Linked DNA regions of Homo sapiens: region 2 is linked to region 1. Evidence: read pairs that join two places in POLR2A ChIA-PET (ENCODE). Cell type or tissue: PC-3. All regions are shown on one strand. Region 1 overlaps ATP6V0A2 (ATPase H+ transporting V0 subunit a2). Region 2 overlaps DNAH10 (dynein axonemal heavy chain 10).

Region 1 (2,500 bases):
TTGTCCACTTCCTCCACTCAAAGATAACCATTACTTCAGTTCTGTTATTTCTTTGAGTTTCTTAACTGTAGATAAGCAGATAGGAGTAGATATTATTTTTCTTTCTTTTTCTTCACAAAATGGCACTATTCATACTATTCTTTTCACTTAATAAAACTTCTCTATTTTTCTTATAACTATTTAATATTCTGTTGTGTGCATACCATGGTTTATTTAACTAGTTTTCTGGTCATTTAGGTAGTTTCCGCTTTTACAAATAGCACTATGATGTCAAATCTATTTGTAGGGTAAATTCCCAGAAATGGAATTACTGGACTGATTTTGATAGATGTTGTCAGCTATTGTATTTCTCTCATTGTGAGTGAAGGGGAATACCTTTTTTTTGTTTAAGAGCCTTTTGGCTGGGCACGGTGGCTCACGCCTGTAACCCCAGCACTTTGGGAGGCCGAGGCGGGTGGATCACGAGGTCAGGAGTTTGAGACCAGCCTGACCAACATGGTGAAACCCCATTTCTACTAAAAATACAAAATTAGCTGGGCGGGGTGGCACATGCCTGTAATCCCAGCTACTTGGGAGGCTGAGGCAGGAGAATTGCTTGAGGCGGAGGTTGTGGTGAGCCAAGATGGCGCCATTGCACTGCAGCCTGGGCAACAAGAGCAAAACTTTGTCTCAAAAAAAAAAAAAAGAGCGTTTTCAATTTTCTTTTTTTTGTGAACTATCTGTTCATATTCTGCAGCCATTTTCCATCGTATGTTGGCCTTTTTCTTACCAATTTCTGTTGGCTCCTGGTCTGTGACACCAGTAAGAATATTTTCCCCAGTTTGTCCCTCGTCTTTTGACTTAGGATGTTTCTGTTTGTTTATTTGTTTGTTTGTTTTGGCCATGCAGAAGTTTTTTGTTAAATATAGTTGAACTTATCCATCTTTGCTCTTACACCTTCCAGATTTTGAATCACAGGCTTTTCCCACTGCAAGGTTATAGTGTAATTCTTCCATGTTCCTGTGAGGTTTTTCTTCTACATTAAACTCAGATTTTGGTCATGGAAAGAACAGGTTTACATATTTCAAGTGACAGTTAAGGGAACACCTTTTTCATGAGTTTTTTGGTTATGTAACCTTGTCTCATTACATAATTCTGTGATGATACAAATGTAAAATATAATGTCCATTATGACATAAACATGAAATACCCAGTGCTGAGAAAGACAGCAACACATAAATAGTATTTTGTTATTTAGAGTAGGAACCACCTATTTGAGAGATAAACACAGATGATTCTTCTTTTACTGAGGTGACATCAGTTTGAGGGACATGACTAGTACTCCTGTTATAGGTGGTGTGTGTGCTGCTTTGTGACTTTCAAGGTGGCTGCATTCGATTCAGATCGAGCCCATGGTGCTGCTTCTGCCATCTCCTGCGTGCACATGCACTGGGGTCTCTTGAGAGCTGCGTATTAAGGTCTCAGTGACCACATGTCCACCTCCGGCTGCATAGCTGTTCTTTGCTCCGCTCGTGGGCACCGACTCTTCGTTTCCCGTCAAGGGTACTGAGCTCTCAGCCCACCTCTTACTGCTTATAGTCCCTGTCTCTTCGCTTTCCTCATCTGTCCTGTCCTGTGTTATTTTTCTCCATAAGTAGGTGACTGAGACGTTCTCCAGTGTTGATGAAAGCTGGCTCATCACCTGCATTCCCACACCTCATGAATCTGGCTCTTCACAGTTGCCTTGGTAGTCAGCTTGTGTCTACAGGATGCCTTTTTTTTCTGTCGCCAAGATTGAATTTGATCAGGTACACAGGGGTCTCACATGCAGAACTCCTAACAGGCTGTGCCAGGCGGAAGCGGGGAATCTCAGCCTCCAGCCTGCAGATCCCAGTTCTTGGGTTCACTTGGCTGCCTGAAGCTCTCTAGTCACTTGGCTGCCTGAAGCTCATTCCCTAGAGAAGCCTCAGAGAGGCTTGCAAGAATCATATTCTCTGAATTCTCATGTTGATCACAGTGGCTGTCTGCTGCTTTTTATAATTAGGAGTGAGTTTTTCTGGAAATAAAATTCTGGGCTCATTTTTTTCCCCCTTGAGTATCTTACACATGTTCCTCCATCTTGTTCTGGCACCTTGCTCCCAACAGAAAGCCTGATGTTAATCTAATTTTCTTTTCCTTGTAATTCATGTGGTTTTTTAGTTTAGTTTTTTGTTTTGTTTTGTCTAGAAAAATATCTTTTCTTTTTCTTTAAAGACCAGTGATTTTCAGCCTGGGCAACATGGTTAAACCGCATCTCTACAAAAAACTCAAAAGTCAGCCGGATGTGGTGATGCACCTGTAATCTCAGCTACTCTGGAGGCCGGGGTGGGAGGATCGCTTGAGCCTGGGAGGTTGAGGCTGCATTGCACTCCAGCCTGAGCAACAGAGCCAGACCTTGTCTCAAAAACAAACAAACAAACAAACAAACAAACAGTGATTTTACAGAATGTCTCTCTCTCTCTCTTTTTTTTTTTTTTTGGAG
Region 2 (2,500 bases), 50 kb after region 1:
TCGCAGAGAAAATCGAGCGAGTGCCCAAAGCAAAACCTTGGAAGCCAGGAACACCCTCAGGCTGTGGAAAAAGGCCTATTTTGACACCCGGGCCAAGATAGAGGCTTCGGGGAGGGAAGATCGGTGGGAGTTTGACCGGAAGCGGCTGTTCGAGAGGACGGATTATATGGCCACCATCTGCCAGGACCTCTCCGACGTTCTGCAGGTAGGGGCTGGGCGAAGGCCGGCGGAATTTGCCCCGAAGAAGGCAGTTGGCTTTTGACAGTGGCCCCCTCCGTGTCAGGTAGGAGCTGGGCGTCAGAAAGGGCCTGGCAGGGAGAAGCCCTTCAAAGAAAGAACCTACGGAATATACTAGAATGTACCAGAATGGACCAGAGTACACCAGAGCTTTGCGACTTTTTGTTGCTTTCTCTGACATTCTTCCCTCTCCCTGCTTTTTGGCTTTCCTTTGACCTCTTTGGCCACTCCTTCTCTGTGTCTTTTGCAAAGCTCCCTTCCTCTGCCTTCCCCTTAAGTATTGGAATCCCTCAAGAGGCCAGTCTGAGACCTCTCTTCACTCTCCCTCAGCCAGGCCCAGTCTTCCCAGAGCTCCACGGATGGACAAAGTGCCTAGTGGCTGATTGAATTAGCCACAGCACTTGTCTCCTAAAGGTTCACCCACCCCTTCATTCTAAATGCATTCACGGAGAACTCACGGTGTGCCGGGTACTCAGATGTCTTAATGCTAGAGGAACCATAGTGAGTACAAAGCAGGTCCGGCTGCGGTGTGGCAGTGCCCAGCCCGAGAGGGAGGTGATGCCCTGTGCTCAAAGACAGGAAAAAAAAATGCTGTAAAAAGAATTCAAACAGGCCAGGCATGATGGCTCACACCTGTAATCCCAGCACTTTTTGAGGCTGGGGTGGGAGGATCCCTTGAACCCAGGAATTTGAGACTGGCCTGGGCAACATAGCAAGACCCTGTCTATTGAAAATACAAAAATTAGCCAGGTGTGGTGGTGCACACGTGTAGTCCCAGCCACTCAGAAGGCTGAGGTGGCACGTTGGCTTGAGCCTGGGAGGTTGAGGCGCAGTGAGCCGTGGTCACGCCAGTGTACCCCAGCCTGGGCGACAGAGTGAGACCTTGCTTCAAAAAAAAAAAAAAAAAAAGAATTAAAAATATAAAGCTTTTTCGGCTAGATGCGGTGGCTCACGCCTGTAATCCCAGCACTTTGGGAGGCCAAGGTGGGCGGATCACGAGGTCAGGAGTTCAAGACTAGACTGACCAACATGGTGAAACCCTGTCTCTATGAAAAATACAAAAATTAGCTGGGCGTGGTGGCGGGCGCCTGTAATCCCAGCTATTTGGGAGGCTGAGGCAGGAGAATTGCTTGAACCTGGGAGGTGGAGGTTGCAGTGAGCTATTGTGCCACTGCACTCCAGCCTGGGTGACAGAGCAAGACTCTGTCCCAAAACAAAAACAAAAAATATTTAACTTCTATGTGGAATCACCGTAGCTAGTGTGTGCATGGGTATTTCATTGTTACCAGAACAGTGGAAACGCTGCATAGAACTACCTCAGTGGTTTATCATCTCACCTCTTTGTGTGTGTGTGTGTGTGTGCATGTGAGACAGAGTCTCGCTCTGTCACCCAGGCTGGAGTGCAGTGGTGCGATCTTGGCTAACTGCAACCTCTGCCTTCCGGGTTGAAGTGATTCTCCTGCCTCAGCCTCCTGAGTAGCTGGGATTACAGGCATGCACCACCACACCCGGCTAATTTTTGTATTTTTAGCAGAGACAGGGTTTCGCCATGTTTGCCAGGCTTGTCTTGAACTCCTGGCCTCAAGTGATCCGCCCCCCTCAGCCTCCCTGAAGCACTTTCAACTGCAAGTGCAAAGGTCCTGAGGCAGAAAGGGACATGGCCTTGGAGGAGGGTGGGGGTGGCTGCAATGTGGGGAGGAACAGGCAGGTGCAGACCTGGATCTTATCCTATGTGCCTTGGGCATCGTACCGAAGGGCTTAGTCCGGGAGGAGGTTACTGTGTGACATGATTCTTGCCCCCAGGTCAGTCTCGATATGCTATCCATTTGTAGTTCTAATATTCACAGGAAAACCCAAATGTAATCTCCTCATTGTTCCGTTTGATTGGACAGATTTTGGAGGAATTTTATAACATATTTGGTCCAGAACTAAAGGCAGTGACGGGGGACCCCAAGCGCATTGATGATGTCCTATGCAGAGTGGACGGCCTAGTCACCCCCATGGAAAACCTGACCTTTGACCCCTTCAGCATCAAGTCCTCCCAGTTCTGGAAATATGTGATGGATGAATTCAAGATTGAAGTTCTGGCAAGTGACACGTCCATTGAGTCCATCTTGGGAGTCGACACCATGTTTTCTCTGTGTTAAATTTGTTGGGTTATTTAGTGATGCTTAGTCTTTTTTTTTAAATCACAAGTAATACCTGCTTATTAATTATAAAAAACAAAAACAATGCAGAAGTGCATAAGGTAAAAATGAACATT

The links. ChIA-PET counts read pairs that join two places held together with the same protein. Peaks named below come from ENCODE experiments on the same cell type or tissue, not always from the same donor. Only the 100,000 strongest peaks of a DNase experiment are listed, where the experiment ranks them.
Region 2: POLR2A ChIA-PET joins it to region 1 with 27 read pairs; 3 of 35 experiments call an interaction of 5 or more read pairs at or near these places.

What each region holds. Positions count from the first base shown.
Region 1 is chr12:123,737,724-123,740,223 of GRCh38, forward strand. The region is part of intron 9 of ATP6V0A2 (ATPase H+ transporting V0 subunit a2); the gene reads left to right. Among named protein-coding and RNA genes, the nearest start is that of DNAH10, 23 kb to the right of the region's middle. In PC-3, no CTCF peak of the experiment used is centred here; no DNase peak of the experiment used is centred here.
Region 2 is chr12:123,787,798-123,790,297 of GRCh38, forward strand. It overlaps DNAH10 (dynein axonemal heavy chain 10), which reads left to right. Exons shown (of 79, transcript NM_001372106.1): 10 at 7-205; 11 at 2,130-2,324. LOC105370044 (a long non-coding RNA gene) reads right to left here. Exons shown (of 5, transcript XR_945481.4): 2 at 2,252-2,375; 3 at 1,954-2,071; 4 at 696-800. Among named protein-coding and RNA genes, the nearest start is that of DNAH10, 27 kb to the left of the region's middle. In PC-3, no CTCF peak of the experiment used is centred here; no DNase peak of the experiment used is centred here.